Regions from separate parts of the Homo sapiens genome. Here region 2 is linked to region 1. The links are chromatin loops, found by intact Hi-C in ENCODE. Cell type or tissue: A673. All regions are shown on one strand. Each heading gives the region's core, and the rest is flanking DNA. Links, peaks and the distances in the headings are about the cores only.

Region 1 (15,781 bases), core at 4,897-12,896:
ATACAGATCTGATGTCTGGAGATCTAGCAGCCATGTTGAGGCCATGACAGAACAGACAATAGCAATGTGGTAGACATCATATTAGCCCCCCAAGAGATGTCCACATCCTAAACTCCAGAACCAGGACACTGGAGTTGCAGATGGAAGTAGGTTGCTAATCAGCTGACCTTAAAATAAAGAGATAGTCCTGGATTATCTGAGTGAGTCCAGTGTAAGCACAGGCTCCATAAAAGTGGAAAATAGAGCTGGAAGAGGAAGTCATAGAAGAAACGGATGCAGAGGGTGGAGGGATAGATGGGACCCTGCTGTCTTTGAAGACGAAGGAATGGGCCATGAGCCAAAGAATGAGGCAGCCTCTGGAAGCTGGAGAAGGCAAGGACTCGGCATGACATTCATGGAAACATTTTCCCAGGAAACACACTCAGGGACCCCTGATCTTACTGTCCCTTCCTTTGCCAGAAAAGGTTCCAGAGACATCCCAAATTCATCTTCAGACCCTGGCATCATCAGAGGGGTCTCCCCAGAAGGAACCAGCCCTTCCTACACCTTGATTTTAGCCCGGTGAGACCAGCACTGAACTTCTACACTACAGAGCCCTAAGATGATAAAAGCATGTGTGTTTTAAGCCACTGAGTTGATGGGCATTTGTTACAGCAGCCACGGGACACCACTACAAGCAGGAAGAAGGTGCCATCTCTGCCGCTGGTGAATAGCTGAGTAGATACCCGAGGCTGCCTTCCTCCGACATCCTTACTGCATGATAAGGACAAGCCTGCCCTTGTTTAAGCCATCTTAAGTTGGGTTATTGTGATTTGAAGCCCAGTGCATTCCTACTTGGCATCTGTGTCACCTGACGGGGACTTTACTTCAAAGTTCTTTTTTGAAGAATTTTTTTTTTATGGGAGAGAAACCACATTAGCAGCTAAATGAGTTGAACCCCCTAGGATGGTGCTGAGGTGTGAAGATGAATTTTGGAACCTTTTCTGGCAGAGAAAGGGAAAATAAGATCAGGGTTTCCTAAGAAAATATTTTCCTTCCATATAATGCCCTAACGGCCTTCAACATTCTAAGAAGAAAAATGGATTGTTAATTCAATGTTTACTGAATCATAAAGTAGACCTAAGACCAAAAAAAAAAAAAAATAGAAAAAGCTAATTGCAATAAACAAGAGAGTGGGTTTGTGTAGGCATCAGGGCTGCTCTATGGCAGATCAGGTGTCCGGGATAACAGGTGTGTTCATAGTCTGCCATGTCCTAGACTGGGTGAAATTGTTCTCCAGTTGAAATGGTTACATAGGATAAGTGTCCCTGGGCTCTGCCTTAACAGCAGGCCCTTTATCTTCAATATGACTTCATCAGTGCACAGTCCATTTTCAGGAACGTGACTTTACTGTGTTGTTATTTCTAAGCTGATTCCTGCCGACCAATTTTATTCCTTACTTTACAACGGAGTTTCCAGGAATGGGTTCTAGTGAGGTGTTGGGACTGCCTTTGCGCATTCATGGATGGATAAGTTAATCAAGGAGTTAGGAAGGCAAGGTCATTTGTCATGGGCCCACCTCCTACCTGTCAGACAGGACTTGGCCTCAGAAGCTCTGTGGGCATTTCATCCTGCTGCTCAGTGTGCTCTGATGCCCAGCTCTGCAGAAGAGAGAAGAAGGGCCAGCCAGGAGCCTGGCAAGTGAGCAGTGCTTAGTAACTACTCATGGTGCTCAGTAACTACTCATCATTGCAATGCTTTTCTCTCTCATGCTCACAGCACCCCTATGAGGGAGATCTGGGGAATTTTCCCCTACTGCAGACCGGGAATCCAAGGCTGAGAGGTTACAGGACTCAGACTGAGAAAGGGGCGCATTGTCCCACTGCCTTGTTGGTGCCTCCTGACAGGGAGGCATGAGGGCTGTGGCCGCCACGGCAGATACTGGCCTTGGCATCCACAGCCCTCATGCTGTCTCTGCAGGCCGGGCGCCATGTGACCACACTCCTCTCTCAGACCCCACAAGAGCCCCGTGGGGGGCCGTGTGCTGCCCACTCTCATGATGAGGAAGCCACGACCTGAGAGAAACTTAGCGTCTTGCCCCCGATGCTGCGATGCTTGGGGATGGGTGTAAACACAGGCGGCTGCCGGCACATCTGGGCTCTCCTTGTGACCTGTCAGGCCCGCCCGCTGCAATAGAGCCTCCTCTGTCCCCTCGGGGCTTAGAGAGGTGAGGCAAACGCTTTCAGCCAGAGGCAGTGAGAAGGGTTCCCTCCACGGCCAGCAGTCTGAGCTCAGATAACTGACTTGCAAAAAATCCCTGACCAACCGGGAGCCTGAGAGGTGTGGGCCGGGTAGGGCGGGAGGAGGGGGAGGAAGCCCTGGGTACCCCAGGGCGCAACATGGCAGGGCCACACTGGAGGATGAGATCAGGCCTCCCAGGCCTCCCAGGCCCCCACCTGCGATGACTCCCCCGCATCGCCCATCGCGGCTGGGATTCTGGAGCCAGGCAGGGGTTCTGTGGTCTGAGTCCCTCTGCCTGTGTGACTCTGGGAAAATCACCAGACCTTCCTGAGCCTGGATTTCCTTCCGTGTGGAAAGATAATCATCAACGACCCGCGCCTATTTCAAGGAGACTCTTGGCCCAAAAATCCCGATTCCTCTAATTCCTCCTGATTTTTCTAAGTCGTGAACACATTAATTTATTGTCTTTCTAATGAGGCAGTGAGTGAAATATTCCGAATATTAAACAAGAAATACCTTTTCGGAAGGGTTTTTGTGAAGCCCTTTAATGGAGGGAGCATGGAGCCACCGTCAGACCTGATCTTCACGGATTTCGGGGCCCTCTGCTGGTTGCCTACACATCCACCCCCTCCCTAAACCTTCCTCGTTGACACGATTCTCGTTTCATTTGGCTTCAAAATGAGTTCCAACAACAACAAAATGCAATTTCCCAGACTCCTTTGCAGCGGAGAGTGGTCACATGACCCCATTCAGCCCAATGAGACGGGAGCCAGCGGGCCCAGAGAGGGCGTCCCTTCCAGGGACACTGCATTTCGGATTTGTGCTTTATCCTCCTCCTAGACGGGCTGAGAGTCCACAGGTGCGGCATTCACCTTGTCTCCTGAGGCCACAGGCATGGCGGCCAGGAGAGGAGGAGGGGGCTTCCCGCCCCGCATGGCCGCAGGCCGTCTCCATGGCAACAACCTCCCAGGCCCAGGGGTTCCGCAGCCTCCGCCAATCTGAGATGATTGACAGCAATGCCATCCAATTACAACATTTCCTCTCTCCTTGGGGACACCGAAAAGCAGACCACCCGGGCATACTAAGGTCAAGATGTCGTTGATCGGTTTCTTTGTTTTATTGTATTACTTGTTTTATTTACCTATTTACTTTCTTGGTAAAACCAGCCTGCCGGCTTGCTCAGGACATGAACTATGACGTCCCTGGAGATGGTCTCTTGGGAGAGGAGCCCCCCAGGCCAGCGAATCCCGCTCACCTGGGGATTAACGAGCAGGCCCGGCCATTTCCCAGGGCCACCGGTGCTCCCTGATCTCAGTGTCTCCGTCTGTAAAATGGGTATAACCAGAGCCAGCCTGTGTGGCCCTGGGGAAAGCGGCACTGAGGACAGACCAGGTGTCCAGCAGGGTCCTGCCCCGACTCCCACGCCCCCCTCGCCGGCCCCCTCGCCGCGGTCTTGCACCCTCCACTCCCCGTGCCTGCAAAGCCTCTGCCCCGTCCCTACACCAGGCTAATCCTTTGCACCTCAGCTCAGAGGCCCCGTCTCCAAAGCCTTCCCTGAAACTTCCTCCTTGAGACACCCACCATCCCCACCAAGCCTGCCACACCCAGGCCTGCTATCGCCCGTGCGGTGTCGTCCTTCTGATAAGCTGTGGAGGGGTAAGGGTCGCCCTGGTCTCTTGTTCATAGCCTTAAACCTAGAGCCACTCAAGTGCCGGGCACATAGCAGGTGCTCAATAAATACTCCTTGCTGATTGAACGGCAACCAGCTGCAAGAGTGAATGCATGGATGCCGCTCGTGGGCCTGGGTTTGGAGATCTTAGAAACAAAGCTTCCTTTTGCCACACTCATGCCTTCTTCTATCACACTCATGCCTTCTTCTACCACAATGTCACACCCTTACATCTTGTATCCGTAGGGAAATGTGGCCAGGGGCGTTTTACCAAGTTGGTCTGGGATGACGTGAGTTAACCCTCACACTCCACAGTCAGAGAGATGGGTAACCCAGGTGACCCAGCGCTAAGTGACAAATATGCTCTCGGATAGAACAGCCCAGAAAGGGCAAGAGGGAGAGTTGGAACACTCAGATAATTACCCTTCAGCGACGCAGTGCACTTAAGTGGTGAAAGGAGATTCACTGGTTGGAAAAACACTCCAGGGCGAAGGGCCAGCGTGTGCAAAAGCACCGAAGCATGACCGAGCGCGGGCATTCCCGCCAGCCACCAGTGGGCCACGCATCCCAACATGTGAGTGCCGCAAGGATACAAGTGCCTAATGTGAACCTCCAAGTGGACGATCATTCAGTACTGACTTTGGGCCTGGCCCCCTTTCCTCATGCAAGCCTTCCAGGCAGGAACTAAGAGTGAGCCATCCTCTACAGAAGAGAAAAGCAAGACACAGCAAGCTGAGAAACTTACCAGGGTCACCCAGTTGGTTGGAGTCAGAGATGTGTTACGGGCAGCAGCTCCTCTGCCCGCTTACGTCTGGGCTTTGGGGGCTGGCCCAGAGATAGTCATAATGCAGCCCTTTATTCAGCACTTGCTATGGGCCAAGTCCTTCATTCACAAGCTCAAGTCTTCCCAACCCAGAAAGAAAGATGGTTAGTTCCATTTCATGTAGGAGGAAACTGTCGAGGCTCAGAAAATTTAAGGAATTTACCGGTCATCAGTAAACGAGAGTAAAGGCCTGTGTGAACCCAAATCTGCCCTCCTCTGAAACTCTCGCTGCAGACATCGCACCCCACTGTTTTTCAATTTCATCTTCTTATTTATTCACTCAACCAATATTTATTTACCAAAGCACTATGAGGCCCAGTTAAGAATGTGTGGTCCTCGATCTGACAGCCTGGATTCAAATCCCTGTTGCCCCACAACTCTCCACACTAGCTGTGTGGCCTTGCAAATTTCACTCAACCTCTCAGGGACTCAGTTTCCTTGATTGTCAAATGGGAGTAATGACATTTCCTACCTCATTGACTTGTTGGGAGGTAGCATTGAGTTATCCCATGCCGCACCCGCTCCCTTGTAAACTCTGGATAATTACCGAGCTTTCTTATAAGTGCAGCTCATGGATCACTCAAGGCACTGGGAATATAGCAATCACAACAAAGATTCTAGTCATGGGAGATGGTCACCTAACAAATTAAAAACTAAGGCATTTGTTAAAGGACTGAATGACCAAGATTAGCGTTCCAAGGAAAAGTATGGCGCTCTGGAGTGGTCAGGAGAGCCTCTGTCACTGAGTAGCAGTGTGGCCCTGTCCAAGCTCCTGGCCTGGCTAGGCCTCATGCCCATGTCTGCATGGCAAGTGCCTGGAACCGGATGGCCATGGCAGCTTTTGCTCTGTGAAAGCCCAACTGCTCCCCTGGACTGCTCCCATGTTTTCTGTCTCCACCGAGCAAGCCTCTTTCAAAGCCCTAGAGAGAGACCTGGGTCCCCAGCACCCTCTCCTGGAGGAGATCTGGACTGAAATGTTTGGGACGCCTCCCATTCAAATGCTCAAGTCTCCAAACCGCTGGGGAGGCGTTGCACAAGAGACAGGCAGGGGTTTCAGTTTCTGGCACTTGTTTGCTCAAAGGATCTCAGCCTTCTTCTTCCTGACATGCAGCTTAAACATGTGAGCTGACCCTTAAATGAAACCCCCACAGTTTTCCATCTCCTTCCAAGAGAATTTCACGGGGTGCAGGGAGAATGGGGAGGACGTGAAACGTGGTGTATCCTGCAGGATTCACTCCCCCACTGACGGGACTAAAGGGTGAGCGTTAAACACTGGATGCCAAGTGTGTCTGCTGGTTTGTTTGGGTGTGTTTTTCTCTTCTCTTTTGCCTCTTAACTAAAACAACACCCAAAAGCACTCTGATTGCATTCAGCTGTTAAGAGGGAAGTAACTACATCTCCCCACCTTCGTTTGCAGAGATCAAAATAACGTTCTCAAAAAACGAAAAGTGGGAAGTTTACAAACACAGGACCCAGAATCTGAAAGAGTTCACCATTACTCCAAGTCAGTGATAGGTGCAGATGGACGCACTTGCTGGCAATGCAAACCTCTGAGGTGTTTCTGTAAACCCACATGCAAAGACCGTGCCTGATCCACTTTCTACCCTTACACACACACACACACACACACAAGTCAGACGGAGCAATAATCTCTGCATCAGCTGAAGTCTTGTCAGCTTAGTTGTCAAATTAAAACATAAAAATATTTTAGGCTGAAATTGGTCAAACAGGCATGTTGAGTTCAGTTTTTAAATCTTGCCCCAAATCAGTTTACTCTGACATATGAAGTCTAAATATGCCTTTCCTTCCTTGCTAGTTTCTGAAGCCTGAAATATTTTCAACTAAATGAGAAAATCTTTGCTGTTGAATGGCCTATTAGAGCTGTCACAAATGTGATTTCTGGAAATAAACAAGATTATAAGAAGGCTGGCTGGCGCAGAAACGTAAGTCAACACTAATAGGTGGTGTAATTAAATTATCCCTTAAGCCAAGATGCCAAATGACACAATTTTTTGGTGTTAATTCTAGTATGATCACCTCCGTGCAACTGTACAAATCTGAATGACTCTCTCACCAGAGGCACTAATTCTATTTTCTTCAGTTCATACCTATCGAATAGCTCTCTCTGTTCTGCTAAGGAAGCAAAGTAAAGTACTTGGGACATAGAAGTTCATATTTTCTCCATATCATTTTACAAAGGTTCACTGATGCAAACGTGGTTCAATAAACAATGTTTATTTTTTATGGGTTAGTATCTTGCTCAAGAAAATTAGAACTAAGTTTCAGGAAGATTTATTTACATTTTGACTATTGTTCACTGGCCACTGCCACTCAATACTTAAATGACTTTCTCCCCAAAGGGCAAAATCTTTAAAGCAGAACAGAATTTATTTAAACAGCTGGTTTTTTGCACAATCATTTTATTAATACATAGGCTCGAGTTATGAATAGTGAGTGACTTGCACAATTTTTAAATTCATACAACTATAAAACTAACATGTCATTCAATTAAATTTTTAAAGAACTGTACAAGATTAATTACTACCAGGCTCGATGAAGTCATTGTCCTAAGCTACATTTACATATTTCTAAGTCTTTAAGTAGTATTTCAAACTGGAGGCAAATGAATACTGCTTCATTTTTTTTTTCCAGAATAAAGGATAACATCATTCTTAGGAAAAGGAATAAATCTTTTTGTTGCTGTTGTTGAATGCCAGTTTGTTTACAATACTTGTCAACATGCACACTACTTCTTTTTAAATTAAAAAAAGATATCGCAAATCATTACTTAAAACATAGTAAGAAATCACGTCATCCCATGAAGAGTCTAAACATTGAAATTATTCAAAATTGTTTTAAAATTATTTTAATTTTAATATCAAATATGTTGAAGAGTGATAAGCACCATCCTTAGTTGAGATTCTCTGTAGCAAGAGATGGGGATAGAAAAATGTTTGTTTTTAAAATAAACTAGAAACTTTTCTGAGTGGGGAAGAGGAGAAGATTACCCTGGAATCACTCAAGGGAGGTGGAGGTTTAACGCGTCTAAGAAGCTGGTTTACCATTTTAGCAGGTGCTGATGTAGTGAAATACAATGTCCAGGGTGCGTATTCACGCCACCACTGCATGAAAAGGAAAACGCTTTTTGAGAAGGCGAGACTACCATTATCTATACCTGCCTGGTTTCATTTGACCATTTTTACGCACATAACATTTCATATAACATAAAATGTACGTTCTTCATGATTACTCTAGGAGAAAGGTGAGGATCTTTTATTTTTTTAAATATGGGCAACTGATAAAATATTGAAATAGCTACTACGTTATTCCATTTTTATCTCAAACATTTCCAGGAAGTATTTCTTTAAACTCTAGCTGGGCACTATCTCAGACTGTTTGAGGAGGGTGAGCTATTTGTTAATTAACATTTGGCTTAAATACTATAAATGCTCTTTGATAGATTAGCACATTTCAGGAGAGGCCTCAAAAAGTTTTTCTTCTTGGGTTTAGAGCCCGATGGATACACCCTGGGAGAGGCGACGGGGTGGCCCCTGTGACTTCGGGCTGCGACGCGGTGTCGTCCCCACCCCCACCCCCCTCACTCTAGAAGTCACAGCGCCATCTACTGGACAGCGGACAAACCTCCCCACCCAGGGACGGGCTTCTCTGTTTAAGGCCATCCAAACTAGAAAGCTTAAAAATGCGTTTAAGAGGTAGAATACCATAGTTTACGGAACAGAAGAACAAGAACAAAACTCTCTAATCAAAATCACAGGGACCTGGAAATATTGGTCTATAGCAATTTGGTTTTTGGGGGTTTTGTTGTTGTTGTTGTTGTTTCGGGGGCGGGGAGGGAGTTGGTTTTGGTTTTTTGGTTGGTTTTTGTTTTTGTTTTTGTTTTGAGACGGTCTCACTCTGTCATTCAGGCTGGAGTGCAGTAGTGCGATCTCCACTCAATGCAGTCTGGACCTTCTGGGCTCAAGCGACCCTCCTGCCTCAGCCTCCCGAGCAGCTGGGAACACAGGCGCACACCACCACGCCCGGCTAATTTTTAAATTTTTTGTAGAGACAGGGCATTGCTATGTTTCCCAGGCTGGTCTCAAACTCCTGAGCTCAAGCGATCCTCCCGCCTCGGCCTCTCAAAGTGCTGGGATTACAGGCAGGAGCCACCACGCCTGGCCTATAGCAATTTTGAAAACTGGCTCAAGCCCATTCCTCTATCCCCTGACATAACCCCCCAAAGAGAAGACTTTTTAAAAAGGTAAGAAAACTGTTTTTTTTTCATTTTTAAGAGTTTTATATTAGCTATAAATTTCTGGAGTAAAGATTTGGTTCCACCTAGTCAGCTCCCACATTTTTCTCCCCATCATCCTTGGGGCTAAGGTGTAGGAGAGCTGGGTAGAGACACACACACTCACACACACGCGCACACACACGCACACACAGACACACACGTGCGCACACACACGCACCCAGACACACGCGCGCGCACATACACGCACACACATGCACCCAGACACGCACACACGCGCACACAGACACGCACACGCATGCACACACACAAAAACACTCCTTGTGATGGAGCTCTTTAATCCTCCTGGACCCTGAACGCTTTGGTGAACACAAGCGTACAAAACTAGGATAACCCAAATATTATTCTGAATTCTTTTTTTCAGTCGTTTAAGCAAAACAACTTTCATTTTTAAAGTTTATGTGATTTTTCCTTATAAATATCATCACATTCCACGATACATCTGTCCGATGTCGATTTCTGGACTTTCTTACGCAAATAACCATCCTGCCTTCCTCCTCCTTTTCCCTCCTAACTGATCATTAGATTTGCCTTGAAATTCCAGTATTAATTGCTTTATCTTGGAAATGAAAGGCAGGGTATTCTTTTCACAGAGAACTCTATAGTTTCATAATTTCCTACACTACTTGGACTAGTTTCGTGGAAAGGAAAGGAGTCAACTGTGGCCTAGCACATTAACATATGTTTTCTTTGCAGTCCTCTCAATAATTTGACAAGACGTGCAGAAGATTTTAAAAAGGCAACTTATATTAACAAATAAAAATTACAATTAAATTTACTGAGTATTACAATTCACCCATTTTAAGAGAGAAATTTTTTTAACTGAATCTGATTTTTCTTTATTACACATCATTAAAAAAAATGTGTCCTAGGACCCTAAAATCAGGCTTGCTATTGTGTTACAGGCACACTTTACTTCATTTCGGGTGTGTGTGCATGTGTGTACCAAAGTATTTAAATTTTGTAAGTTAATTTCTCACTCAATAGAGTTGGAAAGATCTGGACATTATAAAGGCAAACTCATTTTCTGCTGGAATGAAATGAGAAAACGAAAATTTTAAAAATTCATTTTATTAGGTAAATTTAGTAGGGACTCACTGGGAGCCTCTGAAATACACCAGCCCGCTTCTGCTTACTTTCTCCGTCTTTCAGAGTCTTAAAATGAAAATCAAAGTCACTCCCCCTCCCCTTCTTATCCGATGTTTGCATAGAAATTGTAGAGTTTCTTTTCCTAAAAGTGGAGAATGGTGCTGAGAGCCGAGGGGGTGAGTTCAGACAAGAAGCCCTGGAGAAAGGGAACTCCGCGCTGAAGGCAGGGAAGGCGGCGAGATGGAGGAAGGGGTCAGAGGCGCCGGGGAAGACCGGGGGGCACTCACAGTTCCCGAGTCCGCTTCTGTCTCCTGGTCCTGATTCCAAAAGGAAATGTGACTCTTTTGTGCAGAACCAGAAATGAACATCCAGGAAGTCGGCAAAATCACTAACTAAACAACCAATGGAGGAAAAACAACATTAAAATTCCAAATTTGGGGTTTTTTTTCCATAATGGAACAGAAAATGAATTGAAGGGAGGGGAGGGGAAGAGGACAGTTTTCAGTATATTTTAATTTTTTCCTGTGACCTGAGCTGGGCCCCAGGTTAATCCAAGTTTGAATCTGGAATCTTTGCTCTCCTACATCTACATCCTATAAAGGGTCACTTGACTGCAATAAATTCAGGCTGATCGCAAACCCCAAACTTCGCTGTATGAACAGTCTAAGCTCCTGCCGACGATCTGAAATGAGTTTTCCTATGAAAATATACTTTAGAACTCAGCGACCCCCACCCTAACGAAGGCCTTCAATGACAGGAAATGTTTGCCATTTTAAGCACTTTTTATTTGCATTTGCTCTGAAGCTGAGGGAGTTAGAGGAGAAACGTACGTTTAATGCTGGTTGTGAAATTAAGATGGATGGAGGAAGTGTGGACGCATGTGTGTTTCAAGGACCCAGACCGGACATCCTGGGTCCTGCAATTAGCCTCAGCAACAAGGGTAACTTTGCTCTGAATTCCCACAAAAGCAAGAAAGAGATTGCCTGTTGCAGTAGGGCCGTATTTTACATTCTCTTGTGTTGTTGATAAATTGGAAGAGAAATGCTTCCTCTTTTCAGCCGGTTAGACTTATGAAAAATGGCATCTTGCAGTGTTTGTGGGGTGGAGATGTGTTTGTGCGAGTGTTTTCTCTCTGGGATCAAAAGAGGAAAAAAGATTTTTTTTTCCCCAAAATCACCTAAATACTGGAGCTCCGAAACACGCAGCATGTGTATAAAATTGTCCTTCAGAAATCCATCTTGAATTTTTTTTTAAAGTCCTCTCTTTGATCAAAAGCCGGCAAAGAATTACATTTTTCTCCATTCTGTTGCATTTCACATGGACTAACACAGGGTGAGCCTAAACAAACACGCGGCCTGGCCATGAGTGCTTCTTTCAGTTCGAGTAGCTTGAGGTGGGCTGGATGCATTTAGGGGGGTGAGGGGAGAGGATGACAGTTGGGGGGATTCGTTAGAAGGAGGGGAGGAAGGCTACAAACTTTAGGGGAAGCTAAGACAGAAATAAACCCGTGATGAAAAAAAAACGTAAAACTGCCTCCCCGCACGGAGCCTGCACCGCGCAGCTTCACTGTTGAAATTCTTCTGCCCGAAAGATAAATGGCCTACTTTATTCAAGAGTGTCAAGTAGGGAAAACAAAACAAAACAAAAGCCCTTCAAAGTATATTTTCAGAAGATAATCTACTAAGAGGAGTGTGCGGGGGAGAAGGGCCGGCTCCGGGTAGGACATTCTGAACAAGGACCCCTGAGAACCTAGAGCTTTAATGGAGACAACCAAGAAAAGCCAGGGCTGGGCTGAGGCTCTTCAAGGGACAGGAAACCGGCCGACTCCATCCAAGCCCCCATGGAAATGGCTGCTCAGGGCCCCCCACGTGCAGCGTCTAAGCCACCAACAACACAGGGCCTCCCTGGCACCCCGGACGGTGTGCGAAGCTGCGGTGCAGATCCCGGGCCGTGGGCATCTTGAGCCACCACTGAGAGTGACGCCCTTTGTGTGGCATCTTCTCCAGTTGGAGGAAGGAGATGCCAGCCGGGCCAGTGACTCAGAAGAGGTGCCCTGTCATCTCTGCAGCCAGCCGGCATCTCCACGCAGGCCTTAGCGTGTGAAGGTGAGGGGACCTTCACCTCTACCAAGGCAGAGAACAGTCCCCGTGACCCCAGAGACTGCCCTAGAATCCCCCTCGCCCACAAGTGCAAGGACCCCGTAGCAGAGGGGCAGTGATCCCTGCTATGCCCCCCACAGCCTGGGAGCCACCACCCTGCCTGTTCATGTCCTAGGGACCCAAAGAACTTCCCCCAAACCCAGCCAATTGTATGGACAGTCTTTTGCCTGGCGTGGGGGCCAAGTGGACAATACCACACGGAGGACGGTGCTGAAAATTTCAAAGGAGAACCGTCTGAGGCGGCTTTGGCATTTCTCCTTTTGCTGCATGCAGAATGCGCAGAGCCCTCCATGCTCAAGGCAGGCGCCAAGGGGGGCAAGGTAACGTTCCCTGGAGCCGCAGGCCTGGGGCGTGATTTATTAGCGGTGGCACAGGCCCGGGTGGAGTGCAAGGGAAGGCAAGGCGTTTTCTAGATGTTTAAGGTGGAGGAGAGGGACCAGGACACTTGTTACAAACGCTGACAAGGCCAGCTGCCACGTGGACATTCGGGGACCCAATAACCTAGCGGCCGTCTCCCCCGCCCACCTCTCCGGGTCCTAGGCCACTGCGCCAGTGAATACTCCCCGGGCTCTTGGCTGCTCACATTCTAGTTTTCAACCGTGTTGTGGCTGACACAACCCCACGCCTGGGGCTAGCAGGGAGCTGACAGCTTGGTGAAGGTGAGAGAGCGAGAGAGAGGGTGTACCCGTGGGGGAAGAGAAAACAAGAATGTTCTAGAAGGGAGACAGAGCCCAGTTCCTTGACCCAGAAGGCAGGCGCCATACACTTTTCTCTTTCACTGGTCTTTCCCTAAAATGCCAAAAAAATAAACCAGGGACGACATAAATGTACGTGCAGAAAGAGTTTAGAGATTTCATGCGTGCGCACACCCGACTGCGTTTTATTTTTACTTTATTTATTTGAAACACCAGGTCGTGTCTTCCTCCTAGAGGCCCTTTTTCTGACTGTGTTACCCCTGCTCCCACGGAGCTTCCCTCTTTAATGTAAACGAAGGCATTTCCCAGAGCCTTTTGCTGGAATGTTCTAAAATGCAGCATCGACACATTTCTATTTCGTTTTATTGCAGACTTTATTTTACGGCTCTGAGTGTGTGGGGTGTGTGGAGCCCGGGCCAGGGAGGAGGGTCCGGCTGCGGAGGAGCTCCCTGACGGTGCTGTCGGCCTCAAATAAATCCCAAAAAGTGACGGTCGAGCTGGCGAGAGAATTTGGGAAACCAACAGACAAAATATACAGCACAGCCCGTGGGCCTCCCCTTTACGAGCCACGGAGAGCTTCGGGGCTGGAGGGCCGGGGCCTGCGAGGCCACTCATTAGCGCCTGATGAATTGGACATGGGGCCGATGGCCCTCCTGGGGCAGCCAAATGCTCGAAAACCAAGTTTTATTAACCTAATAAAATGAGAGGGAAAAAAGTCAGGAAAATTTCAGCTGGAAGAATAAATGCAGGAGAGCGCAGTCAGTGAACCGTCTTTGAGTATATTCAGAATTATATGGGAGGCCAGGAGCAGCTCCCAAGAAGACCCTGCGTGCGCCGCTAATGTCTGATTTGGGCAGATCAGCGAGCAAATGCGACAACAGCCCACAGGGATGTGTTACAAATTAGTGCTTTTTCATCTTATTTAACACCAAAGCCAGGGAATGCGAGAGGAAAGTGGCCAAGGCCTGTCTTCCCGGCAACTTGGAGCACAAAAGGGATCCTGCCCCAGCCGTCCGAGGTCGGGGAGGGGAATGTGTCAGCCCCCAGGAATCTCATCCAGCGCCTGCCTTTCAGAAAGTGAAGGATCATGAATTAGAGCAAATAAATCAAGCGCACACAGGCATGAGAGGGTTTCTTTTATACACAAATACCTTCTGGACCCTACACTTTGGAACCAACCAGGGCCTGTGAGCGTCTATTTTAGGACACTGGCTAGTGGGAGCTGCGGCCGCATAGCTCCCGGAGCCGTGAGTGGCCATGTCCCGCAGGCCACTGCTGTGTGGACATAAGAACCCGCTTTGTCCGCGGGACTTTACGAGGCCACCCGCTTACTCACCTTGGACCCCCAGAAAGCAAGAGAGCAATTTATGATCTCTGGATCCCCGGGCAAAGGCGGCTGGAGGCCTGTGTTTGCAGTGTCCCTGCACAGGAAGGGAGGACAGCCCAGTGCCAGACGCGTCGGTGAGAGCACGCGCAGGAGAGGGGCTCTGCCTTCAGTCTGGTTCCTGCGTAGGTGCCCGCCAGCCTCAGTGCTGGCACCGCTGCACGGTCACGGATGTGGCAATGCACCCACAGAATCAACAAGCCCCGGCACCCACAACCGCTGCCTCCTGAGTCCAGCAGAGAAAGGAAAGTCTAGCCCGACCCAATGGGCCAGCACACACCTCCCCACAGGCCGTCCCTTCGTGTACATATGTACATATATGCACTCATATGTTCTATAGACGTCCCCATGTTGTCCTCTGCTCCCTTCCTGAGCCGTGTTCTATCCTCTGGGTGCAGTGCCTCTACCGCAGCCATGTTTCAGGTCCTTGCCGAGCACTGATGGGAATAAGTCGGTCCTCACTTGTGTATTCATCAGGCATCCAACTCCTGGGCTTTTTATGCAGCTCTGAAAGTTGGGACTGTTCCTTTTTTTTTTTAAGTTGCTTTAAAATGTCACCACTACAGGGGATTTTTAGAGTGACAAAACTATTTGTATGATACTCTAGGGCTGGATATTTTTCTTTACATTTTCTTTACATTTGTCCAAACCCATAGAATATTCAACACCAAGAGTCAACCCTGATGCAGACTGTGGACTTTAGTTAATAATAATGTATCCATTTTGGCTTATGGGTTGTAACAAACATAACACGCCAATGCAAGACGAGAATAATAGGGGCATGGGGAGGATTAGAGGGGAACTCTATTTCTGCTCAGTTTTTCTGTAAATGTGAAACTACTCTAAAAAATAAAGTCTAGTAATTTAAAAAATTCACTGCTAAAATGATAGGATTTTTTTTCTTCGCCTGTTCTCTTCCAGTTTGGTATTTCCTGGGAAAAGACTTTCAGAAAGTAGCAACGTTCAAAACAAAACAAAAAACTCGCACCAATGCGCAGCTATTCCTGCCTCCCACCTGAGGCCACTCCGTGCAGGGTCCCATCTCGGAGGACATTTTCTGAGACTGATCTCAGCAAAGACAGGGGTGTTTGGAGCGTCTGCTGCAGTGACGACAATGAAAGCCAAGTTGTTTAAACTGTATTCTCATTCATTTTTATTTGTTACGCTAATGTCCCATGGCGCTGAGTGCAGTGACAAGATCACTTTAAATAAACTGAAATTCTGCTTTCCTTTCGCAGTTGACGCGAACCAATTTACAGTCCAGTGTAAGCCTGTCAACTGGGATTAAAGGATAATACTACCCCGTCCTCGGAGGCCAGAGAGAAGGGTTGAGTCTGCCCACCCACGGTCTGCAAACCTGCCACAGGTTTACAGAGGAGGTCTCCTTTGGGAGGGGACTCCGGGGTGATGGTTTACCTGGGAGTTCCTGG
Region 2 (15,781 bases), core at 4,908-12,907, 240 kb after region 1:
TATAATGTATACAGTAATTTATATTGGATGGGATGGTTTTGATAGATTTTGAAGATTTCTGCAAAGCTCTAAGTAACTGGGTTTTTTGGGGGGTGGGGCTTATTTTTGAGACAGGGTCTCACTTTGTCACCCAAGCCTGAGTGCAGTGGCGCAATCACGGCTCACTGCAGCCTTGACCTCCTGGGTTCAAGAGATCTTCCTCGGCCTCCTGAGTAGCTGGGACTACAGGCGTGTGCCATCATGCCTGGCTAATTTTTTAATTTTTATAGAACGGGGTCTCACTATGTTGCCCAGGTTGGTCTCAAACTTCCAGGCTCAAGTTATCTGCCCTCCTTGGCCTCCCAAAGTGCTGGGATTGCAGGCATGAGCCACTGCACCTGGCCCCTAAGTGACTGATTCTCATTTTGTCTTCACAATAGCATTTCCTCAGCAAAAGGCGAAAGACATACAGGAGACTTGGCACACACAGTGGCCTGGGCTGCTGACGCTTGGAGGGGCAGTGGGAGACAAAGTGAGGTGGTATGAGGAGGAGGGTGTGCTGCGCCCACCCCCCCTCCCCCCGCAATCCTCTTGCCCTAACAACCCTGCCAGGTTGAACACCCCGCTCTGGGCGCTGCCGGCTTTAGGCATCACCTCCAATTCCTGATGGCTCTGGGGCTTCTATAGCCTTCTCTATAAAGAGGGACTGCACCATCTGCCCTCAGGGGTAATAACGAGGGCAAAGTAAGACACCATATGTTTAGCTCTTACTGCAGCAGGAGTTTGGTCCGCATGGGATGCTTTTATTGTTACTGTTGCCACAGATCTTGTCTGAGGAGCTCCTGCAATCCTGAGGAAACAGGTGGAAGGTGTAAGATTCCCCTCGGCTGGAGACCTGCTCATTTTTCAAGATCTTTCCTGAGCACCATCTCTGCCCCAGCACTGGGCTGAGCACTGGGCACATGCGGAGCCCCAACACTGCCCCCAAAGGCTTCCGGCCTGGACCCTGAAGGAAGACAGGCTGGGAGCACGGGACAGCACCAGGGAGCAGCCTCTCCAGGAAGAGGAGCCCAAACGGGCAGAAATGGGGCGGGAAGGGCTCTCTTGGCAGAGAGGGTCAGATGACTGAGAACTTTACACACCAAGAGGGAAAATCTATTCTTGCATTCAGTGAAAGCACTCCTTTTGTGAACTGGAAAGTTGTTTTTTTCTTTTTTTTTGAGATGGGGTCTCACACTGTCCCCCAGGCTGCAATGCAGTGACATGATCTTGGCTCACTACAACCTCCGCCTCCCAGGTTCAAGCAATTCTACTGCCTCAGCCTCCCAAGTAGCTGGGATTACAGGCACCCGCCACCACGGCCAGCTAATTTTTGTATTTTTAGTAGAAACGAGGTTTCGTCATGTTGGCCAGGCTGGTCTCGAACTCCTGACCTCAAATGATCCACCTTCCTTGGCCTCCCAAAGTGTTGGGATTACAGACATGAGCTACCACACTCAGCCAACTTTTTCTTTAAAACCCCAAATTTTAATTAGCACCCCTGACACAGATCATTACCCCTTTAAGTAGCTAGTTTCTGAACTCCTGCCTCCTGCAGAGATTCTCTCAGGCATGCAGGTGCCCTGCCCTCCCCATGGTCTACCTCCATGAAGTTGCACTCAGTCCTACTCTGGCCCCAAACCCCTTTGAACAAAACCCATGGAATGGTGTGGCTGTCTGAGCCTCGGTCTCCTCACCTGTCAAATGTAAGAGTGAATCAATGTCATGCATGTAGGATGTCTGTGGAACACCTGGCAGGGAGAAAACAGTGAATAGTAACTATCGTTACTGCTGGTGCTCAAAAAATATCAGTCATTTGCTTGAGTCCAGGAGTTTGAGGCTGCCGTGAGCTATGACTGAATCACTGCAGTTAAGCCTAAGCGACAGAGGGAAATCCCATCTCTTCAAAAGAAAAAAAAAAGCCCTATTTTCTTCACGTTTTCCATCACAGAAAAGCAAAACATTCAGATCTAGTAATTAATACTTCAGCAAAGAAGGCTCATGAGCCCATTTCTTTTAAGCATCTTCTTAACATTTCTGAGCCTGTCAGTAATCACTTTCCCATGTACTGGGTGGTACTGAGTAATTATCTCCAGCTCTCCCCAGGTCCAAGGTATTCTGCTGCAGAAACGTGACGTGTATGAGTTAGCTAGTGCTGTGTAACAAATTATACTGAGACTCAGCAGTTTCAAACAACCACCGTTGAACATCTCTCACAGTTTTTGAGAGTTGGGAATCCAGGAGCAGCTCATCTGGGTGGTTCTGGCTCAGTCTTGCTAGTTAAGTGGATGTCCAGGGCTGCAATCCAGGATTGCATGACGGGGCCTAAAGGATCCGCTGCCGAGCTCACTCATGTGGCTGCTGAGATTTCAGCTCCTTACCATGTGGCATGGTCACAAGGCTGATGGTGATGTAGCAGCTGGTTTCCCCAGAGCAAAGGGTCCAAGAGAAAGGAGAGAGGAGAGAGAGAGGGAAAGAAACCAAGAGGGAAGCAACAGGACCTTTTATGACCTAATCTTGGAAGTACTGTGGCATCACTTCTGCAGATTCTATTGGTCACACAGACCTATGTGATATAATGTAGGAGGGGCTACACAAGCACGTGAATTCCAGGGTGTGGGACTGCTGGGGGCTATCCTGGAGGCTGGCTACCACGACATGTCTGAGATCAGTTCCCAAGGACACCATCCCATCTGGGAACACAGATGGGAGCAGCTACGTCTTCCTCTGGTGCGTCTTCAAGTGTGGCTGCCATCCATTAGAATCAAGAGCTGAGATGGCAGCTCCTGAAAAGGATGGGAAGGCTGTGACCTCACAGTCCATGGGGGAGGTTGGTGCGTATTTTTCTCACCAGCTGCAAGACAACTGGTGGGAAAATGCTCAAGGCATTAACACTTCCCTAAGGTGAGCACAGTCATTTCAGCACATTAGCAGGCTGGACTCATAAGCATTTCAGAAACTCAAGTGAGAACCAGAGCCGGGAGGTCAAGCTGGCAAGTCGTTTCAGATGGTCTTAAATTTTATTTAAAAAGGAAGAATGCAGGATTGCACAAACAGGGGCTTTCTGTGCCAGACCTGGCCATAATCAGCTTCTCTCTCACCTGGGAGGACAAAAGTAAAAGAGATGTTTGGAAACCCCAAGAAAACGTATTTAGAGCAGTTGAAGGTGGGGTGGGTGGGAAGGAAAGTAACTATTTCCATAGAAAAGAAATGATGACATGATAATATTTTCGTTTTACATCTTTTCACTGTTTCCAGAGGTAGACAATTACAGCCTCTTGGTTTCCTTCCAATCGAGCCCTTGAACCAGGACCCTAAGGGACCCCAGGGATCTGAAAGGAAGTCACAGTGACTTGGGTAGCAAAGGGCAGTTCCAGGGCTCTGGCTCTCCCAGGCCCCTGCACATTTCACATCTACACCGTGAGAGGCAGCAGAGCCAAAATCCAAGCTTTGCACCCCCATTTCCTCATCTAGAAAATGGGGATGCCAATGGTACCTGCTTCAGAGTATGACATTACTATGGAGGATGCATTCAATACCTGCAGCTCAATCTGTGCCTGGCACTGGCTGAGCACGTCACCAGCACTACCTCACTTAGCAGGTAAAAAAATGAACATCCAGAAATTTGAAGTCGCTGGCCTTGCCCAGAGGGCTATGTTCACCAATTGCCACCAGGGCTGTTGGACCCCAGACTGCGTCTCAGCCTGGGCAGCTCAGTGTTACTCTTCATCCAACCAGCGAGCCAGTGTCACCCCTCAGTGTCTCAGAGGCCCCTCCAACTGAGCTCCTCCTCTCCTCCACTCCTCTGCCCCTGCCCCTCCCCGACACAGCCCCACCTGCCCCTCTTCCATCCTGTCCTCACCTGTGTCCCATTCAGGATGAGCAAATCAGCTGCAGTACCCAGTCTCTGGGAGCTGACACTCCAGTGCAAGGGGACACATGGGACGCAAGATGCACAAAACAAAGAAAACAGACGGGCAGCCCTGGCTTACGATGGCTGGGCCTAACCATGTTTTGACTTTACATAGATGCGTGGATGAGTCAATCAGTAGGTGTATAGATAGACAGATAATACATGAATGAGTGGCTGGGTGAATGGGTGAGTATGTGGATAGGTGGGTGGCTGGGTGGGTGAGTGGGTGGATGGATGGATGGATGAATGGATGAATGGATGAACAGATGAGTGGGTGGGTGAATGAGAGTGTGTGTGAGTGAATGGATAAATGGATGAGTGGGTAGATGGGTGGGTGAGTAGGTGGGTAAATGGAGGGGTAAATGAAAGGACAGTGGATGAATTGTTGAGTGGATGGGCGAGTTGATGGACGAGTGATAGGTAGATGAATGGATGGTGGCTGGCTGGCTGGCTGGGTGAATGGGTCAGTGGATGGATGAATGAGTGACTGAAGGATGAATGAGTGCCTGAAGGATGAATGGATGGATAGGTAGACGAATGATGAACAGATGGATAGGTGGGTGGATGGATGGATGGATGAGTGGATGAGGGTACTGATGAACAGATTAGCAAATGGAGGAACAGAATCATTGTTCTGGTTGTAAGAAGCCCAACTCCTTCCTTTAGGAGAAGTACTAGAAATGTCCATGTTTGTTTTCTGCAGTCTTTGACAAATGTTCTACAGTCGAACAAGGTCTGGCTGTAAAATGCCTCTTCCTTTTCTGAGGAAAAACAGCACCTCTTTTTTCTTTCTTGCAAGTGACGCAAAACATTTCACATGGCCTCAAACAGATCTAGCACCTAAGGGTCAGGAGCTGGAAACTTCACCAAACACATACATCATTACAGTTCTCCTGAAAGTAATGGTGCCACTATTTATGACCATGAATACGGCATTAAACAAATACTGAGATGGGGAGAGCTCGTTACTCAAGGCCATTAAACAGCTCAGGAAGAGTGCAGTTATGTTAGAAGCCAATTAAGAGGACTCACACCGGTTGTCAGCAGCCCACGAGGTGCTGGGACGTCCCCTAGCACATAGTAGGCACCTCGTAAAATGCGTAAACCAAAACAAGAGAGTCAGATTAGCAGTCCAACAACAGGGCTATCTGGAACACTGCCCTTCATCATCCCCTGGGCCGCGTGCAACATGGACCACAATGCTCAAGAGTCCAGGACCATTCATGAACACACAGAGCAAACAATGCACCTCAATGGTAAATACCAATGATTTAGTCATTTATTTATCAAACACTTCCTGAGCACTTGCCTGCCAGGCACTGTTAAAAGTGCTTTATAATTATTAATTCATTAAATCATCATAGCAACCTTATGAGGTAGAAGCCATTATTATCCCCATTTTAAATATGAGGAAACTGAGGCGCAGAGATCCAACACACAGTAAGCTACGGAATCAGGATGTGAACCAGACTATTCAGCTCACAGTTCATGTCTGAAACAGACAGCAAAGAGGAGGAGCCTGATGAAGGTTCATTATACCACAGGTGCTTACACACACTCCCTTATCTAGGGGGAGGAGCCTATTGAAGGTTCATTACACCACAGGAATTTACAGACACTCCCTTATCTAAGGGGAGGAGCCTGCTGAATGTTCATTACACCACAGGAGTTTACACACCTTTTTGTGGAGAACAGGGTCTCGGTATATTGCCCAGGCAGTTCTCAAACTCCTGGGCTCAAGCGATCCTCCCATCTCTGCCTCCCTAAGAGCTGAGATAACAGGTATGAGCCACTGTGCCCGGCTCTAAAAGCTTTTGAGTCCTATTTTGTAGGCCCCAGTGAAACAGTGTATCCAGTTCATGATCACCAAGGGATGCTAAAGCCATGGGCAAGGTCTGCTGGGCTCGGGCTGACTTGCCAGGGCCTCCTGGTCAGTCTTTGCATTTCAAGAGTGAGGCCTACAGCGTCGTGAGCCTGCTGACACATGCATGGCGGGCACGGAGCCCGGCCCAGGAAGCCGCCTTACAGAAAATATGACAGGCCAGTCTATCAAACCTTTAGGTCAACTACAAGTTTACAGGAAACACGGAGCAGAGAAGAGGGAAAATGCAAGGTGGTTAGATTTTTTTTTAAACTTTGCCCCTTTTAAAAATTTCAGATTCATATACCTGTTTTTATAGGCAGAACGGTTTCTGGGAGGAAGGAGAGAAGGTAGGATAAAGGGCAGTGGGTGGAGGACCTTGCTCAGACAGAGAGCAGAGGTCAGCTGGGGGTGCAGGGTGGAGGCTGAGGCTCCTGAAGCTCACGTGGGCAAGGAGCTGTGCTTCACAATCACCTCCTAGGGGACTCTGCCTGGCGCTGCAAGCACCCCAGAACCCAGGATCTCCCACTGCCCAGAGCCCATGCTGTCGGCGATGTGAGGGGCGAACCTCAGCAGCCAGGGCAGAGTGGCCGAAGACACACGCGGACACCTGCTCTCCACCACCTCCTGCTCCCCACCTGGGACCAGGGAGCTGGTGTCCTGTGATTTCTGGAATCTCACACCCTGCCAGTGTGCTGGGAAGGACACAATTGCCTGGCTGGTGCTGAGACGACATCCCCACATCTGGAATGCCAAGGTGGCCTCCTCCGGAATGCCGCCCCTTCCACTGCTCATGGGTTGGCCTGAAGGTTTGTTGTTTTAACATAAAAACGGGGCCTCGGCAGGGCACGGTGGCTCACGCCTGTAATCCCAGCACTATGGGAGGCCGAGGCAGGCAGATCACGAGGTCAGGAGATCGAGACCATCCTGGCTAACACGGTGAAACCCCATCTCTACTAAAAATACAAAAAGTTAGCCAGGCATGGTGGCAGGTGCCTGTAGTCCCAGCTACTCAGGAGGCTGAGGCAGGAGAATGGTGTGAAACCAGGAGGCGGAGCTTGCAGTGAGCTGAGATTGCACCACTGCACTCCAGCCTGGGCGACAGAGCGAGACTCCGTCTCAAAAAAAAAAAAAAAAAAAGCGGTGGGGGGGCCTCAAACAGCACTATCTCTCTTGGAAATGACAAAAGTGAAAACAGGAAGCTTCCAAGTGCCCCAGTGGACTCCCAGGGCTCCCAGATCCCCCAGTGCAATGCCCACCAGAGAAAACAGCAGGTATCCAAAATCAACAAGTACTTATGCGGCACCTGTTGTGTGTCAAGCATGGCAAGAGTCCCTGGGACAGCTACAAAAGCTCCATGACACTCAACACCACTGAGCCTCAGCCCAGCCTGGACCAAACATCACTAAGTGATCACAGAGGTTCTTCCTCAAGGGCCTGGTGACCTCAGGGGTCTTTGCTACAGTGCCCAGGCAGCACAACCCATTTGCAATTCCTCTAACGGGGAGGCTTGGAAAGGGTCTCCCCAGAGTGGACAAGTGGAGAGGCAGCACCTGGAACTGGGAGGCCGCCGAAGGAAAGGTGGCCTGGATGGGCTGCAGGAGAGCCAAGGCCAAGTCTCGCATCTGCCACCAGCTTTTGTGGGGCTTGGGACAGGGCATGGCCCTCTCTGGGCCTCACTGTCCCCATCTGCGAATGAGGTGATTGGACCAGTGTCCCCACGGCCCCTCCCAGGCCTCAAGTCTTGGCACATGGGTCACCAGAGAGCTCTCAGAAGGTGGGGCCAGGCACTGCCAGGAGCAGCCCGAGAAGCCACCAAGGCCTGGACTGGGCCAGGCTGGGCAGACTGCAGTGCCTCCACCTGCCATGGCGGCCTGGCTGGGCCAGTGGGACTCCAGCCACATGTGGTTCATGGCTCCTGAACCAGACGGTACAGATCAACTTTTCCACCATCACAGAAAGTTCCACTGGGCAGGGCTGGGCTGTGTGGTCATTACCCAGTTAATGGCCTGGGGCAGAGTGAGGGGAAGAGAGGCAGAGGGGAGGAAAAAGGAAGGGAGCAGGGGAGGAGGAAGGGAGGGCTGTGTGGCTGGGTGGAAGGGAGATGGGGAGGAAGGGACAGAGTGTTTCTCTGGGCTCCTGACTTGAGTCCAGGGTGCAGACAACAGGAGCATCTTCTCCAAAACCCTTTAAACGGTTACCCCACATTTCACCTCCCCTGGCCCCACCAGGTCCAGGAAGTCACAGCTCCCTCTCCCACAAACCATGGGCTGACCTGGGCAACTGAAGCCCCCTCCAGCCCTGGCCTTCTGGGGCTTCTATGCTAAAGTCTCTCAACAGTGCCCTCTTGTGGCTCCTAACGCCAAGTTTCACGACAACGCCTGCAGGCGGAGAGCTGCCTGGGGTCCGTCTATGGAAGCCGTGGTCCCGTGTGGGCTGCAGCAACATTGTCACTGGGTTATTCAGGACATGTGGTGCAGCCTCAGGTACCACTCCCCAAGAGCACACCTGCACAGATGTAGACAACAGAGCCAAATAACCCCACCCACCTGGAACACAGCCACTGCCACCACCACCGAGGTCCAGACACCATCGTCCCCCACCAGGTTTCCTGCTGCAGCCTCCAAGCTGGTTTCCCGTGTCCACTCTTGCCACTCTATTCCATCCAACACTCTTCAGCTGGAGTGGTTTCTCCAAAATGCAGCCTGTGGTCACGGGCTGCTGTGGCCGCTGCCTTGACCTGTCCTCCCTTGCCACTGACACGGCCAGGGGACCCAAGCCTTCATGGCCTTCTCGAATATGCCCTGAACCTGGCTGTGGTGCAGGATTTAGCCACACAAATGTGAAGCCCTGACAGCCTCCCAAAGCCTCCCATGCTCTCTGCCATCCGCTTCATCCTCCAGTGCTCTTGGCTGCCCATGCCACGACCCAGCCACCCTAACTGGATTAAGTGGCCGGAATGCCCCCACCTGTCACCTCCAGACTGTCCACCCCTGCTGTGCCTGTGCCCTGGCACTCTGGTCTCACCTTTCATTGCCAGGTTTCCTGGAATTGTCTTCAGGTCTCTGCTCCGATGGCGCTTCCTCCCTGACTGGTGAGATGGGATCTGCTCACCTTGTCTTATCTTGAGTTCACCCCAAAAGCAGAGCCTGAGGCAAGGATTGAGCGCAAGTGTTTTCTGGGGGAGGTGATGCAGGAAGCCCTGTGAGGGAGTGGGAAGGTGAGGGGAGGAAGGAGAGCTGGGATGAAGGAAATTAGCAAGAAGGTGGCCCCAGTGGGCGGTACGGGCTCAGTCCTGCTGGGAACACGGCCCAGAGTCATCCCCATCGAAGGATGCGGGGGCAGAAGTGCTGACCCACACCTCCCACCCATCATCGGCCAAGGGCTGCTCCTGGGGCATCACGTCCTGTACATCCAGCCTGTCCCTGCAGTGGCTCCCACAGCAAGAACACCCCAGAAAGAGGTTGCTGGTCCTTGTGGCAACGTGGGAATGGTTAGCAGGTCACTGACGGAGCTCCTGGGCCCTCCTTGTGTTCATGTGTGCCTCAGGCAGGATGGCAACGACCCCCACCTGAATTACAATACCCTCGCTGCGCAGTGGCACCCTGGAGGCAGCACATGTCTTCTTATGCTGTCTCCCTGGTGCCAGGCATCCAATAAATATGTGCTGATTGAATAAATGATGTTTAAAGTTGCCCTAGGGCCACTGAAGATGTGCCCCTGGAGAACACGGCTTCCACTCCCTCCACGGTGGCCACTGCAGATACGGATGTGCCCAAGATACACCGAGGCCCTGGCCCGTCACTGTAGCCCTCTTTGTTCTGTATATCTGAGACTCCCACGTCTTTCTTCCTTGTCTCTAAGGTGAACCCCCCAGTTCAAGCATCCCAGAGTCTGGTTCCTGTTTGACACTTTTTTTTAGAGAGACAGGGTCTTACTGTGTTGCCCAGGCAGGAGTTGCAGGGGTGTGATCACAGTTCATTGTAGCCTTAAACTCCTGGGCTCAAGAGATCTTCCCACCTCAGACTCCCAAGTAGTTGGGACTAGAGGCATGCACCACTATGCCTGGCTAATTTTTATATTTTTTGTAGAGACAGGGTCTCGCTATGTTACTCAGTCTGGTCTCGAACTCCTGGCCTCAAGTAATCTTCCCCAGCCTCTTGAGTAGCTGGGATTACAGGTGCGAACTACTGTCTGAGCCTGTTTGTCACCTTTAGGTCCTCCGTTTGGTCACCCCCGGAGGAATGTGTCCTTTCCTTCCTGCCCAGGCAGTAATAACAGAGATCTGCTCAGGGGAGGAACTGAGTGGTTTCTATTTTCTTCTTTGTAGTTTTCTGTATCCTTAAAGTCTTTCACAGTGAATTGTGTTGCTTCTACAATTAAACTTATCATTTTGAGATAATTACAGAGTCATGTACACATATAATAAATAATACAGAGAGGCCAGGAACAGTGGCTCACACCTGTAATCCCAGCACTTTGGGAGGCCAAGGCAGGCAGATCACTTGAGGTCAGGAGTTTGAGACCAGCCAGGCCAACATGGTGAAACCCCATCTCTACTAAAAATACAAAACTTAGCCAGGCGTGGTGGTGTGAGCCTGTAATCCCAGCTACTCAGGAGGCTAAGGTGGGAGGATCACCTGAGCCCCAGGGACGGAGGTTGCAGTGAGGCAAGATCGCACCACTGCACTCCAGCCTGGGCGACAGAGTGAGACCCGGTCTCAAAAAAAAAAAAAAAAAAAAAGAGAGATAATACAGAGAAGCCCCATGTTATCCTTTATTCGGTTTGCCCCAATTGGTAACACATGGCAAAACCATAGTACAATACTGCAACCAGAACACTGCCACTGATGTGTTTCCAGCCACAAGAATGCCTCGCGCTGCCCCTCTATAAACACAGGCCCTTCCTTCCCACCAGACCCAGACCCTTCCTGAGCTCCCAGAAACCACTAATCTGCCTCCATTTCTATAATTTTATCATTTCATGGTGTTATGCAGGACAACTGGATATCCACAAGCAAAAGAATGAAGCTGGACCCCTACCTCATACCATATACAGAAATTAAACTCGAAATAGATTTTAGAAACCTAAATGTAAGAGCTAAAACAATAACACTCTTAGAAGAAAACACAAGGCTGGGTGCAGTGGCTCACCCCTGTAATCCCAGCACTTTCAGAGGCCGAGATGGGCAGATCACTTGAGGTCAGGAGTTCAAGACCAGCCTGGCCAACATGGAGAAACCCTGTCTCTACTAAAAATACAAAAATTAGCCGGGCCTGGTGGCAGGCACCTGTAATCCCAGCTACTTGGGAGGCTGAGGCAGGAGAATCGCCTGAACCTAAGAGATGGAGCTTGCAGTGAGCCAAGATCGCACCACTGCACTCCAGCCTGGGCAACAGAGCGAGACTCTGTCTCAAAAAAAAAAAAAAGAAGAAAACACAAGTGCAAGTCCTTGTGATCTCGAATCCAGCAACGGTTTCTTAGATATGAGCATACGACCTAAAGTCCATGCAACCTAGAAAAATATAAACCGTATTTCACAACAATTTAAAACCCACATCTACTTCGAAGGACATCATCAAGAAAATGGGTCTAGTATCCAGAAAATACACAGAATACTTACAAGTCAATAATAAAAAGATGGATAGACAACCCAATTAAAATATAGACAAACGGCCAGGCATGGTGGCTTATGCCTGTAATCCTAGCACTGTGGGAGGCAGAGGCAGGAAGATCATTTGAGCCCAGGAGTTCAAGACCAGTCTAGGCAACAAAGTGAGACCCGTCTCTACAAAAATTTAAAAAACTATTAATAGCCAGGTATGGTGGCATGTGCCTGTGGTCCCAACTACATGAGAGGCTGAGGCGGGAGGATTGCTTGAGCACAGGAGGTCAAGGCTTTGGTGAGTTATGATTGTACCACTGCACTCCAGCCTGGGTGACAGAGTGAGACCCTGTCTCAAAAATATATATCTGTGTTAGGGGGACATATCTATATATATGTATATGTCTGTGTGTGTGTGTGTGTGTGTGTGTGTGTGTGTGTGTGTATGTGTGTATCTATATATCTATATATAGACAAAGTATTTGAATAGACGCTTCTCCAAAGAAGTTATACGAATGTCCAATACGCACATGGAAAGATGTTCAACATCATTAGTCATTAGGAAAATGCAAATGGAAACCACAATGAGATACCACTCCATACCTGCTAGGATGGCTATCAGCAAAGTCACAGATGAAACAAGTGTCATGAGGATGCAGGGAAATGGGAACCCTCATGCCTGCTGGTGGGCATATAAAATGGCAGAGCTGCTGCGGACAAGAGCTGGGCAGTTCCTCAAAACATGAAACATGGAGTAATATATGATCCAGCAATTCCACTCCCAGGTGTACACCCCAGAGAAACGCAAACCTCTGTCCACACAAACACTTGTACACAAATGTTCATAACCACATTATTCACAAAGTAGAATCACCGAAAAGCAGAAACAACCCAAAATTCAACCATCAAAAGAAATGACATACTGACATATGCCTCAACACAGATGAAGCCTAATACGGAGTGAAAGAAGCCAGTCATAAAAGACCACTTATCGGACGACAGCATTAAGATAAAATGTCCCAGAACAGGCAAATCCAGAGTCAGAAAGTAGATCAGAAGTCACCAGGGATTGGGGGAGACGGGAAGGAGTGACTGCTTAATGGTATGGGACTTTTTGCAGTGAATGTTCTAGAATGAGCAGTGATGGTTGCAAAACTCTGTAAATATATTAAAAACCACTGAATCGTATACTCTAAAAGAGTGAATTTTATGACATATAAAAGAGATCTCAGATTTTAAAATTCAATTCACATATACAATGTTATGCTACTTAAAGGGAGACCCACCTGACACAGGTGCTGAAACCATTTTCGGGCCCTCATCCAGTGGGTCTGCTGTCCCTGAAGAGACACTCGGAAATAGCTGCCCTCCCCCAGGGACACGGACATGGGGACAAGTCCCCCCTTAATGAAGGGAAATCAGAGGTCATCATTTAAGAGGTGGCCAGTTTAGAGTTTCACAAATAACATTTATTGACCACATTCATAACAGAAACTCACCCACATTCACATGAACTTTGCTACAACCAAGAATCACCTGATGAGAAATCATTTGGGTTGAATCCTGGGTGTGGATTCTGTTCTGAGAAGACAGCGACTGTCACAGACGCCTCCTGATTGGTGGACTCTCAAAGATCTTGATCGTGACACATTTTTGTGGCTGTTCTTGACAGTAGCTGAAGATTCCAACTTCAAACCCCAAAACACTGGCTGGAAAGCAAAGAGAGACAGTTACTAGGACCCGGCCCCAGGCTGAGACCAGCTGCCCTCAGCGCGTGCCCTTGGGAAACCTCCATGAGCGGAAGGCAGAGGCGCTCCACAGTGCACAGGGCTGGAGGAATCCCAGGCAGGGAAGGGGTGCAGGGATGAGGGGTGGGGTGCAGTCCTGGCCATATCGCTTTCCAGCCGCAGGACTGGGGTGAGGCATTCCACCTGAGTGCCCACTCCTTCTGAAAAGGGATGATAATGCTGGCTTTGCAGAACTGTGAAGGGGACAGGTGAAATGAAGGCAGGTCTCACCCTGCTCTTGGGGGCTCCCTGCCAAGAGATTCTAAGCCCACCCTCTCCCCCCACCCCCGGCTGCTGTAGCACATCTCTCCAGGCCGGCAGACGGGCCGCCGAGGCTTCTCCTGAGATAAGCTGGGTTGGTGGCTTGGGGCATCTCACAGGGCACCCAAACATCCCAGCTGGACAAGCTGTGCCCTCCCCTGGGATGCTGGTTGGTGCCTGCTCCGCTGCCCTGGGAGCTTGGCTCAGAAGCAGACACCTGCTATGGAAGCATATGAATCACCAACACCACAGAGTGAGTGACTTCCTGGGTCTTTCTAGACAAGCTGTTGATAAGGACAGGAAGAGATGGGGCCCTCCAAGTGCCAGAATTCAGGGGCTGGAAAACAGGAAGCTGCACCAACATGCAGGCGGGTCTCCACCTGGACTGCACTTCTGGGGAACTTCAAAACAAGAGCATGCCCAGGCCCTCCCCAGAACAGTTACTCCAAATCTCTAGACAAAGCCCAGGCATCTTTCTCTTTTTCTTCCCCTCTCCTTCCTTCCATTCCTTCCATCTTACCAAGTAATTTGAGCCTGAGGCCAGGGCTTAGCAATTCCCTTTTGGGCCCCCTGACCATCTACTTAACATTGATCCTTTAAAATTGTTTCTTAAATTTCTTTTAGAGATAGGATCTTGCTCTGTTGCCCAGGCTGGAGTGCACTGGCACAATCAGCTCACTGCAACTGCACTCTCCTGGGCTCAAGCAATCTTCCCACCTCGTTCTCCCAAGTAGCTGGGACCACAGCACTACACTCAGCTAATTTTTTTATTTTGTGTGGAGATGGGGTCTCACTATGTTGCCCAAGCTGGTCTTGAACTCCTGGGCTCAAGTGATCCTCCCACCTTGGCCTCCGAAAGTGCTGGGATCCAGGTGTAGGCCACCACACCTTGCCCATCCTCTAAGGCTGGGATCCAGGTGTGGGCCACTGTGCCCGGCCTCGCCCATCCTCTAAGGCTGGGATCCAGGTGTGGGCCACCATGCCCAGCCTTGCCCATCCTTTAAGGCCAAGTGTTCTTCTTTGCTTCTCCCAGTGTGGGTACAAAGGAGTCAAACTAAATGTGATCATCAAGCTGCCAAACATAAAAAGAAAGATAAATCCACAAGAAAAACGACAAAGAAGGAAAGCTCTCGCTGTTGCCCAGGTACTGCTCATGCTCAGAGACCAAACAGAGCTCACCGCGCCCGCTCCTGGCCCCCTTCCCAGTGCATGGCCTGGAGAGGCTGGCGCCCAGGCCCACAAGGGACCCGTACCCCGATGCACATCACAGCCTCAACTGTGACTGCCCAGGGAGTGGGAGGCAACGTCCAACTCTAGGAGAATGGATAACCCAAAAAACAGGGGAGAGCCTCCCGCTCCCGCTCCCAGCCGTGGCAGAGTGACCAAGACCGGGCTAAGCTCCTGCTGTGAACAACTAGAAAACAGGACAGGACACCTGGCAGCTACCTGCAGACGCTGCACATTTTCTAGAATCTTCCTCTTGCAATTGCATGGAGGAGACAACGAGCAAACAAGTAAATGCATGTAAATTCGACTGTGTGTGTGCGTTTGTTCACAGGTCTCCTCATCCATGCAGTGTGATGCAGGCCCCCAGGCAGGAAGGAGCTGCACTGGGCAATGAGGAGGAGGAGGAGAGGAGAGAGGCTTTGCAGAGGAGCCACCGCCTAGGCCGAGAGTAAAGGAGTAAGAGGAAGTAGCTGTTCCCCGAAGCCCAGCTGTGGCCCGGGGAGTGGCCCCGGAGGCTTCCTGGGGGAGGTATCCCAGCAGAAAGCCATGGCTGTGGGCAGCAAGGGTGCCAGGGGCGAAACTCGAAGCCTGGGCGAGGATAGGGACTAGAGACCAGGGGAAGGGGCTTTCTAGTATGGAGACTGGCGGCTGGGGCTCAAGCTGGGGACAGGCAAGAGGTCCCCATACCTGAGGGGGTGCTCAGAGCTCAGAGGCTGGAGGGTGAGTGGCTGTTAAGATGCACCGTCAACCCCAACATAACAATGAAAATTTATGGAAACTGGGACCCGTGTCCTTCTGGGAGCAGGGCCATTTTAGAACTTGGGAAGAGGGAAGGGGTGGAAGTGCCCCACGAGGCCCCCGCCGCCCCCAGGCTGCCCTGGCATCTCTAGGTGACGCGGGGCAGAGCCTGCGCTGTGCAGAGCACCACAGGACACACTCACAGTGCCGGGCCTTGGACGCCTGTCAAGTTAAGCCCCACCCCCCACTCTTCCACATCCCTGATGGCCACCAAGCCTCCCTCAGGTGGACGTCACCATGCCAGGGCCACCCACTGTCCCCCATCCCCCACCTGCTCACCGAATGGCCATGATGACCCTCGGGATGGCCT

What was found. Peaks named below come from ENCODE experiments on the same cell type or tissue, not always from the same donor. Only the 100,000 strongest peaks of a DNase experiment are listed, where the experiment ranks them.
Region 2: a loop joins it to region 1, with 2.8 times the contacts of the local background. A loop is called at or near these places in 2 of 110 quality-filtered maps.

The regions. Positions count from the first base shown.
Region 1 is chr16:87,054,530-87,070,310 of GRCh38, forward strand. LINC02181 (long intergenic non-protein coding RNA 2181) reads left to right here and starts at 3,255. Exons shown (of 3, transcript NR_126008.1): 1 at 3,255-5,970; 2 at 6,529-6,655; 3 at 8,223-9,462. In A673, for the core only: a CTCF peak has its summit at 8,358 (motif pointing left); a DNase peak (open chromatin) is centred at 8,312; H3K27me3 peaks cover 577 bases.
Region 2 is chr16:87,289,969-87,305,749 of GRCh38, forward strand. It overlaps C16orf95 (chromosome 16 open reading frame 95), which reads right to left. Exons shown (of 7, transcript NM_001195124.3): 6 at 15,751-15,781; 7 at 12,846-13,107. The coding sequence ends at 13,089. LOC101928682 (a long non-coding RNA gene) reads right to left here and starts at 2,484. Exons shown (of 5, transcript NR_104667.1): 1 at 2,400-2,484; 2 at 1,716-1,769; 3 at 751-829. RefSeq lists enhancers at 5,788-6,776, 6,777-7,763. In A673, for the core only: a CTCF peak has its summit at 8,156 (motif pointing left); a DNase peak (open chromatin) is centred at 8,143.